2 separate regions of the Homo sapiens genome follow, and region 2 is linked to region 1. The links are chromatin loops, found by intact Hi-C in ENCODE. Cell type or tissue: prostate gland. All regions are shown on one strand. Links, peaks and the distances in the headings refer to the core of each region. The heading gives the core; the rest is flanking DNA. Region 1 overlaps ARHGAP6 (Rho GTPase activating protein 6). Region 2 overlaps ARHGAP6 (Rho GTPase activating protein 6).

Region 1 (5,388 bases), core at 165-5,164:
GAATTACTAAGAACAGTATAAAAACATCAGTATTCTACCTTTTCCAGCTTTTCCCAAATCTGATCTTTGTTTGCCATTCTCTGTAGGGATTGATGTCGGCATTCTCTCATATTTTTGGTCTCCAGTTATAGTCTTTACTTCTCATAGAGGCCTTTCCTGGCCACCTTGTCTAAAATGCACCTCCACCCTCCATCACACACACACACACATCATCACTCCCTATTTCCTTTCCCTGCTTTTTCCCCTTAGCACTCACCACTGTTAACATTGGGTCTTACAAATTTCTCGTTTATGTTCGCCACTCCCTAGAAATGTAAACTACATGACAGGATGATTTTTTTGGTCCATTTCTATCTATAGTACTTTCTTTACTGCATTACCCCTGTGCCTGGGACATGGTAGGAACACAATAAATATTGGTTGAATTAATGAATGACTCAATGGTTGTTCTGTGACATATGATTTCCATATTACCAAGCCTTACTCCTTATACGTATGAAAAGATTTGGGCATGGAGAAATTAAGGATACCTTTCTTGGAGTAAGTTAACCATTAATGTAATCATTCTTGACCTCTTTAGAAGGATTCTGGTAATCATATATTCAGAAAAATAACAGTGGAGTGGGAGGAAGAGGGAGACAAATATCTCAAGTCTTGGTCTATGAAAAGAAACTGACTCTGGAACCAGAAAATTTACTATCGTCCTGTCCCTGTTATATATTGGCTACATGACCTCATCTTCTTCTATTTCTTTAGTTATCAAATACTAGATTTGAATGAATGATAGCCAAGACCCCTTCTAGTTGTAAAATCTGCATGGTGCTATGCCCTAGCACTGACTTCCCTTCCTTCCTTTTTATAAAGCACAGGAGAAAATTAATCTCATCACATTTTAGATTATCTTGGCATATTTGGCAGTTGAGAAACTAGTCGGCTATACCAAGGCTGGTGGTTTGTCAGCAAAGCTGATCTGCATGGGTGGACAAAAATGTAATCTTGTATGTCGCTATGTTGTTTTGTTTTGTTTGGCTTTTTAAAGAAGCTTTCAGAATTATTATAATTCCAAACAAAGAAGGATGAAGCTAGTCAGGGCCTGATGGTTAAAAGTAGTTAGTAATTGTGCAGTTTCACAGTCCTTGGGTTTAAGAGCTCGGAAAGGGAGGTGTCACTTCTATTAGCATTAGAAAGGAAGACTTGTTAGGAAAGGTAGCTGTGAGCTTGTCCTGGAAGGCAGAACAGACCTGGAGGCAGTGATTCCATAAAATAACTGGTGGAAGGGATGTAGAAGCTCACAGAGGCCTGGCAGGGACCCAAAATTTGTTCTGGGTGTTCTAACATCCTTCATTTCCTGATGCTGAGACTGCCTCTCCCAAGTGGCCACTCTCTGAGTTAATGGGAAAGGGCGGAAAAGAACCTGGCTTCGTCCTGTAATACAGAAGAGGAACCTAGATGCAGAGGTTGACACACAATTTAAGAGTCTGGCTAGGACAGTCTTTTGCATTGGTTGTTTGCTTTTCAGGTACTGGTTTGGAAATCCTTGAGCTGGAAATAGATCATAATAGCAGATATCATGACCACAGATATCAAAATACGAAGGCAGTAGATTATAATGGTGGTTCTCAAACTTGAGTGTGCAGCAGAGTTGCAAGGAAACTTAGACATTCAGATTCCTAGGATGCACTCCCGAGAATCAGATTGAGTAGCACTGGGATGGGGCCCAGAAATAATCTGCACTTTCTAGTGAAGACCTCCACAGAGTTCTGGTAGTTTCCTAACCACACCTTTGGAAACCATATCTTGGGAAACACTGGTATGGTAGAAAGACCATGTGCATTGGAATGAGCTACCAAAATTCAAATCCCTGCTCAGCCACTTATTTGCTATGTAATCTTGGGCCCCACAGTTAACTTCCCTAGCCAAAAGATGAAACAATGTGACCTAATTTACAGGACTGTTATAAGAATTAGAAATGACATTTTAAGGCACCTAGAACAGAATTAACATATATTAGGCATTAAAGGAAGATTTCTGCTATTATTACATTAAAGGGATAAGGTGCCTGCTCTATCAAAGCGTGTTTGGGTGTTTTCTTGGAAATCAAGCCCACTCTGCCCACTGTGTATAATGCTGTGACCTGATCCCACACATATATACTCCTAGGCCCTTACTCTGCTCTTTTTATTCCATAGCATTTATTACCTTTTAACCCACTATATAATTTACTTATTTTTATGCTTATTGAAACCTAACAGAATACAAACCTTATAAAGGCAGAGATTTTTGTTTGTTCTGTTCACTGACATTCATACCACCTAGAAAGTATATGGCAAAAGATGGGTGCTCAGTAATTATTTGTTGAATAAATATTGCAATTCTGTATTACTAGAAAAAAAATGTATTTTTGTTTCGATTTTGTCCAGTGTCCATACTGCTTATATTCCCTTACCTTTAAATCATGACCCTCCACTTCTGATATCAACACCTGTTGAAAAACTGGCTAACATAAAATGATACTCTGTGGGAGCACTGGAAATCAAGGATAAGAATCATTAATATCTACACAAAGTCATTGGTATTATCCTAACCAGAAAGTTCTCACTGACTAAGTCATTGATACATGAATTGTTCTGAAAGTTGTTACTTCTGTAACTAATATTGGGAATTCCAGAGAAAACTCATCATTGCTCTTGGGATTAGTAAGAACTTCAGAGCAGAATGGAGAAAACTGTCAGCTTCTTCTAAGGGCTGATATTAAACGATTCTTACTAGGACTTCTTCTTAGGAGAGGGGCAAGAAAGAGAAGACACCACCCTTGTAAGCTGATGAAAAGTCCGGAGTGCAGTGGAGACGTGGGAAAGCCAGTGTGTTCCCACCCCACTGAGTTGTCAGCCTGAACTGGGGACCAGCTTAGTGCACGTGGGAAATTTCAAATGAGCACTACTGGGAGCAAGGGTCAGAGGCTGTGATGAGGATTCCGAGTCAGAAGCCAAGCTTTGCTTTGTGTTCTCTTCATTCCCTGATGAAAATCGCATTTTCTTAAAGCCACTTTGCACACCAAGTCAAAGAGTCAAGCATTCATCCAGGTCATCAAGCAAGAAACCACCCCTCCCAGTATATCCACATAATTATATATGATTTCCATTTCCTTTTCTATATATCACAAATACCACTGTCTACGTGCCAGGGTTGGGCTACTCATTACGTACATTATTGGCTTGTTTAAATCTCACTACCATTTCATGAGGAGTAAGCCAAGTTTGTTTGCCCAAGTGATGCAGTGACTAAATGAATTATTTCTACAGCATGATGCCTCCTTACACAAAAGAAGAGGCATTTTGATGTGGTATCTCAGATATGGAGTCCATTTGTGGGGAAAGAACAAGAAAATATGTTTTAGCCAATCTGGAAATGAGGAATGAAGACCTTTAACAGCAGTAATACTGCTGGACTAATCATAGCACCCCTGATGTTCAGGCCAGCAGATGGCTTCCAGAGCCAGCAAATGTTCTGCTATAGTCTGCTCACTTGGCCCTGTCTGTAAAGACAGAACATGTGTACTGTTTGTGTCCCACAAAGGTGGAAGGAAGCAGAAGCAAATTATGCCTGAACCTTTCCCACTCCCTTTAACCTGTTGCCATGGAGCAAAGACTGCTGATTTCTTTCATCTTTGCTTGAGTTATCCTCCAACATCGTTCCATGAGCCCTGGACCCTTCCACTGTATTTGTTCACTAATGTACCTGAATTGCCAAAACATGCTGCCTGACATGTATCAAGCACTTGAGAAATATTTGCCGAATTTAATGCATCTTGACCCTCCCGTGCACCCAGACCCCTTAAATTATTAAACCACCTGTCACAACAGAGCCACGCCAAAGGTTCTAAGCTGGGCCTGTCCTTGTTTGAGCTTTTGCTCCCATAAACAGCCAAAGTGATTTCTTTTAGTGTGTTTGTTAACTACAAAATGCCATCATGATTTCCAGTGCTATTTACTTTTGCTGGGTTTTAAATGCTAAAGCATCCTTCTTGGTCAAGTGCAAAGTGGTGGATTGGTGTGGAACATCCAGTGACAAGTGCAGTAGGGCTGGGTCCTGGGAATAGCTCTTCAAAAAGCCCTTAATGGTTTATTGTGGTGACTTAGTAAATGGAGAAAACTCAACTCATACCACTTTTCTCTCTCAGTGGTTTATGGAATAAACTACCTCATAGCAGTTATACCCCAGGCAATAATTCAAGGTTTCATTTTTAATTTGATCGGGTAGATTTTAATTGTGACAGTTTTATTCTTTCATATGTGCAGTGTTTACATTTTTTTCTCTGAAGCAGGAGGGGCCAAAGTTCTTTTGATTTTTGGAACAGCATTATGCTTTGAAGGAACTCATTAAAATCTAAGGAGTTGAGTCTCCAGATAAACAAGACCATAAATGGTACCCTTAGAAAATATCTAGAATTGTTACAAGGTTGACTAAAGCCCAGTAGAGATTTTGATGTGAAACAATGAATTGTAAATGAAGAATCACTTTGGGCTGGGTTTCGTTTCTTCTTTTTAACATGCAGAATTGCTTGATTTTTTAAAAAATGTAATATGTCTTTCACTACCCTTCTCCTTAGTTCCCATTTTGCTATATACAAAAATCCCAGAAGCAGAAAATGAAAACGTTGTTTAATTATTGAGCTATCTTTTTCAAAAAGTTTTGAAGTTTTTGTATTGATAAGAAAAATAGCTTAAGAACTTAGAAAAAATCTGATGATAATCAGTTGGGAAAGAAAATGTATTTTCCCACTCTAGAAATGAACAGCAAGAAGACTGTGCTGCAGCATGACATAGGTACCACTGATAAGTAGAGAGAAACATCTAGACAAGGGCAACGTAACACATGCAGTCCATAATCCTGGGTGATTTTAGATTATTATTATTTTTAGCCATTTCAGCAACATTCACTGCACATCCACTGGGTAGAAATCACCACCCTAGCTTGTATTCTGAAAGAGCATAAAATTGAGCAAGAGAGTGTGTAAGTGAATGACGGGGTGAGGGTCATAGAAGTGCAGGTAAGACCTTCCAGAGAGGAAAGAGTAGGAAGGCAAAGTTAGAGGAGGAAAATGAGACATCATTTAGGAAACATTTGACTGGCAAGGAGAACAATAATCAACTGCAAATGGCTTTCGACATCAGCATTTATTATGTGACACAGTAAATATGGGGGGGGGGGCACAGTTTCAGTAGCTGGGTAGCACTTTGCTCTCTCTCTCTCTGCTCTGCCATCTTCAGCTGCAAAATGGCTACAGTTGATAACAGCATCTCTTCCAGCCATCATTGCATCAATTAATGAAGAGATGATGTTTCTTTTCATGTACCCATTTTCAATAGGGAAGATAACCTTTTCCAG
Region 2 (5,388 bases), core at 316-5,315, 75 kb before region 1:
AAGGACTGTTCAATGAAAGATACAAATTCAGGAGCCTGGAAGGACATACTAGCTCCTAGATCATGAAAAGTCAGCAGCAGAGCTGCCCCTTTGAGACATGTGCTGAAAGCTTTGAAAAAAAAATCTTCTTTAAAAAAAATCATATAACTTGACTGTGGAAAAATGAAAGCAAGTAAAAGATCCTTCTAGGGCATAATTTGATCATTAGCAGTTCTTACAGCAAGCAGTGATTACAAAGAACACCTAGTTAAGGAAAAACCATAGTTGAGCCTTTAAAGCTATGGCATCTAAACCATGAGATCAGCTTCCCTACCTCATGTTTTGACGGAACAAGGAGACGTGTTCAACAAATCAAATATCTTAATGATTTTTCTGTAATAGAAAACCACTTGCTTTGAGGTTCGAGGATCCAGAAGTTTTTTTTCTCCTCTTGAAGATGATATAGAAAAATTTTAGAACTAATCACCCTGCCAGAATAATTTACACAAAACAGAATAGGTTTCTTCTTAGTGTTTAACTGAAGGCATGGTGACCTCCAAGAGTCGACTTTCTCTACAGCAGTGAGAGACTCACAGAATGTTCTTATTTTCTGACCACACCTTTGATAATTTCACCACCACTTCAACATGTAAACTGTGGGGATTAGTACATTTCACAAGTACTTTGGGGAGCCTCAGCCCTAAGGAGAGGCATCGCTATTGCTTAAGAATACCATAAAACATTTTCTTCTCCAGGGAAACATAGACACTTTGGAAAGAGATTTTGGAAATCCTAGCCCACAAAGTGCTAGCAGGAAAAAGAAAGTGTTTAATTCACTGGGACTTATACCAACAAAAGTGAACCAATCACCCTGTTCCTATCTGCCTTTGTCTATTTCAATTAAAGTTAGTGGAAGAACTGTTAAGTATAAGTTAATAAGCAAAAACTTTGATAACATGAGTTTGGTTAAATAACCAACAATCTAGGGTATGAAAGATTTCTTGAAGATGACACACGCGCACACACACACACACACACACACACACACACACACACACACACGTATCCAGCATTGCCTGAATGATGGGACCAGTTTGGGCTTGAATACGTTTTCCATTATTTTCCATATAGATTGTTTTCTTCCACAATTATTATTTTCCCCTCTCTTGAACCCTGGTTCCCACTTAAGAAACTAGCAATCCACTCCTGAATTTGCAATTTTCTCATCTTTTTCACCAATAGAATGCTTAGTTGGTAAAGGGTTGGATTATAAGGAATCAAACATTAAAAGGGATAGGGTAATCAGAAAGGAAGGATGTCCTAAACTAAGCTGGTGGAAACCCCCACCAAAATTCAAAGACCCCAGAGAGGGATAACTTCATCCCTTAAGGTTGAACTCAAACATTAGCCTTTGCAAGCAGAACTGGAAGCAGTCTTCTCTCTTTTGTCCTGGCACCTAGTAAATGTCTTCTCCTCACTGAAGCATTTCTTCATATTGCTTTTTTTTTTTTTTTTGTCGCCCAGGCTGGAGTGCAGTGACACTACTCTGTCGCTCCGGCTGGAGTGCAGTGACACGATCATAGCTCACTGCAGCCTCAACCTCCCAAGGCTCAGGCGATCCCCCTGCCTCAGCCCCCCACCCCACCCCACCCCACCCAGTAGCTGGGACTACAGGCACGTGCCACCATGCCCAGCTAATTTTTGTATTTTTAGTACAGACAGGATTTCAGCACGTTGCCCAGGATGGTCTCAAACTTCTTAGCTCAAGGGATCCACCTGCCTCGGTGTCCCAAAGTGCTGGGATTACAGATACGAGCCACCATGCCCGGCCTCATTTTGCTTTAATTAGGTTTCCACATGTCTATCTCTAGCACTGAATTTTGAATTTTTCAAAGGCAGAGATAGCATTCATTCATCTGGGTTCATAGCACCTAGCTCAGAATCTCACCTATTGATCAATCAAAGGGTGGATGGGTGGATGGATAGATCAGTGTATGGAAGATGACATTTAAACAGATAACTATTATATTGTAAATAATATTCCCAAGCCAAGAATAGTCATCATGTTCTATGGTACAACATCCCTGGGCAGAGAATACTTGCTTAAGAATAGGGAAGAGATCCCTGTTTTGGCTCCCTTCCTAAATCTCTGGGATTCATCCCAGGTTAACTCTTAAACCAGAGCATTGCATTGGTCCCACTGTTTTCCCTTTCCTGGTCCCACTGGTTTCGCTTTCCTAGATTACTATTCCTCTTTTCTATCAGAGCTGCTATCCATTCCATTTCTTGGGATAGACTTTGAATATGAAGCAGGCAACTCAAAGTAGAAGGAGCAATTTTGAATTCATTCCACTCGGGGTGGCAATGGCAGTAAGTGGATCCTTTGTCCAGCCTGACTTGTCCTCAGGTAACACCTGTTTTCCTATGTAAACTTACTGGGCCAATTTAACTTATGTTGCTGGGATTAATCATTAGAAAGCACCAAACATGGAGTACAGGCACAATGAATGGCTCCCAAGTGCCAGGGGTCATTAATAATATTGTTACTTCTTTAACAAACCTCCTGTTCCAAACTGGAAATAAAATATCTGGTTCAGTCTTTCTCTTGCCTTATTTTTTGGGAGGTCTGTGGCTTGAAAGCCACAAAGAAAAGCCCTCAAAGTGAGAAATAATGAGATGAAATAATGAATTTTAGTTTTAATAAAGGACAAAATATGGTATTACTAAACCTTTTTACAGGATATCCACAGATCATATAACTCAATTCACATTTATATGTACATATATATGTAAAGAGATGTTATATTTTATTTTAAAAACAATATTTTGGTTTACAGAATAGGCATTGGAGCTTAAAAATAGATTTCTGTACTAATCAAATAATCGGTGTTCATGAATGCAAATGAAAAATACTGTCTGGATAACTTAAGCAGAAAAAGGATTTAGAGAACCTAAGATTTAGAATCTTACAACAACCTAATAAGCCACCTATGAAAAAATCACCAGCCCCATAAAAACAAATCTGGTCCATCTTGTTAGCTGTCCACTCCCTTTCCAGCAAACAGGCTCCACCAGAATGGCAAACATAATAGATGTTTCATGTCAGCTTAGGCACATGTTTTCTTTCAGATCAAGGAGATGCAAATAGGAGATTATTTCACTAGTTTCAGCCTGGCTTGTGAGTCACCTCCCTTCTTGTCACTAAACTGAGCTTTCAGTTCTGTGGAGCACTTCAGTGAGCAATACAGGCCTCCATTTTCTCACATGCTTGATAAGTGAGTTTCCAACCTTTGCTTGAATACATCTGGTGCCTGGGAGAAAGGACTTATTTTTTTTTAATTTTGGAATAATTTTAGAATTACAGAGAGTTATGAAGATAGTATAGAGTTCCCTTATGCCCCTTACCCAGTTTGCCCTGTTAACATAATAACATAACCTCAATGCTATTATGGTAACATTAATACCATAAATGTATTACCTTGGTACATTTATCACAGCTAAGAAACCAACATTGGTGCATTGCTATCAACAAAACTATAGACTTCACTCAGATTTCACCAGTTTCCACACTAATGTTATTTGTCTCTTCCAGAATCCTATTCAGGATACCACATTGCATTTAACTGGGCATCTTTTCTTATCTTTTTATTTTTATTTTTCAAATAACAAACATTTATCTTGTAAAACAGCTTCTGTGAATAGCTTAGCTTGGGTGTTCTGGTTCAGGGGCTCCTGTGAAGTTGCAGCCAAGCAAAGATGGGGCTGCAGTCATCTTAGGGCTTGATTGGGGCTGGAGGAGCAGTTCCCAGGCTCACTAGTATAGCTTTCAGCTGGAGACTTACCCCTTAGCTTTTTGCATAGGGCTGCTCCTGACCTGGTTTCTCACAAAGTGGAGGGGTGCAAGACAGAATACAACCAAATGGAAGCCACAATGAATGATGCTTTGTTTTGAGGCAGCTCATTCCACTGGTTCCATTTGCTGGCTAGACTGTCTTCCTATGATATCTTCCTGAATTTTCATTCTGGCCCATGGAGGGCTGGCCAGTAAGTCTCTTCATCCACCATGTTTAGTCCTCTAAATAAAAGGAAAGAACCACAATGTCTCCTGAGTCTTCTCTAAATGCTAAACATCCATTCATACAACTGTTGACTATCAGAGGGTGTTCCATACCTGATCCTGCCCCACCCAAGGAGAAAAAAACAGTTCATATAAAGAAATACAAGGCTATTTCCTCAAGAAACTTGGCTTATTCCCCCATCTGTAGTCCTAGAAATTTGGTAGAAAGATAATTATATGCAGACTCCCATTTCTTCGTAAATTAAAGAAAATTGCTATTGTGTCCCAAAGTCAGTGTGATACATAAAGGCTTCATAATTTGTAAACACTTTTACATTGTTCTGTTTAAAACAGAAACTGAGATAAAGTATAACTTGAGCATTGTGACAAGTGGGAAAATGTGAATGTTTTGTTCACATTTACATGATTTGGGTTCATAGCTGCTCTCTAAGTTGAGTTATACATAGACCAGTGGTTCTCAACTGGAGTAAGTTTAGTCCCTGGAGGACATTTGGTGATGTCCAGAGACATCGTGTGTGGTCACAACAGTGGTGGGGTGCTCTGGCATCTAGTAGATAAAGGCCAGGGAATGCTGCTAAACATCCTACGAAGCACAGGACTATTCTCCACTGAAAAGTTATCTGGCCCCAAATATCGCTAGTGCCTAGGCTGAGAAATCCTGGCACAGATTATATGCAGTTTCTAAAGGGCCACTTCCCTACTCTGCCACCCAAGTGTATCTTTTTAAATCATTTTCCCCTCACTTTTTCATTGAGCTCTCCTCATTGCCTATGAATTTCATTGGTTTGCTTTCTCCGAGAGTCAATTTTATTGGTCCAAATACATAGTAAGGCAGCTGTGGCTAATGAAACAGGAGATGGTGCCAAAAAGCATTCCTTCAGTCTTTTCTCAGCAGGATTTTTTTCAAAGCTTTGAATAAGCTAGGACCTTCCTTTTAGGCTAGGGTAGGTTCACAAACTCTGAGGCATACCAGGTAATGTAAGTGGGTACAGTGGCCCAGGGTTGGGTGCCTATGCTGCCTTGGGGCACATGTGAGGAATGTGGGACCCAGTGTTGCCAGCTCTTCCACTTTCCTCAAGAGGCTGGAACTCTAGATATGTATGTGAACTTTCCAAGATTTTGCATTAGGACTTAACTTTTTATAAAACTTTGTGTGGGCTAAAAACCACCTGAATAGTAGGGGACTGGATATGGCCATTTTGCACCCATGAGGCTGGAAATTTGCCTGTGTGTGTAGCAGCACCAGAGGAGGTCTTTGTCCCCAGCAGACATTTAGATTCTTTTCCACCCTCATGTCATATTTCAGTGCAGGTGATTTCCTTTCCTTTCCA

What was found. A loop is a pair of places that touch in the nucleus more often than their neighbours do. Peaks named below come from ENCODE experiments on the same cell type or tissue, not always from the same donor. Only the 100,000 strongest peaks of a DNase experiment are listed, where the experiment ranks them.
Region 2: a loop joins it to region 1, with 2.1 times the contacts of the local background. A loop is called at or near these places in 1 of 110 quality-filtered maps.

Annotation. Positions count from the first base shown.
Region 1 is chrX:11,162,157-11,167,544 of GRCh38, reverse strand. The region is part of intron 9 of ARHGAP6 (Rho GTPase activating protein 6); the gene reads left to right. Among named protein-coding and RNA genes, the nearest start is that of HCCS, 54 kb to the right of the region's middle. In prostate gland, for the core only: no CTCF peak of the experiment used is centred there; no DNase peak of the experiment used is centred there.
Region 2 is chrX:11,237,185-11,242,572 of GRCh38, reverse strand. The region is part of intron 2 of ARHGAP6 (Rho GTPase activating protein 6); the gene reads left to right. Among named protein-coding and RNA genes, the nearest start is that of AMELX, 54 kb to the left of the region's middle. In prostate gland, for the core only: no CTCF peak of the experiment used is centred there; a DNase peak (open chromatin) is centred at 3,082; H3K27ac peaks cover 4,842 bases.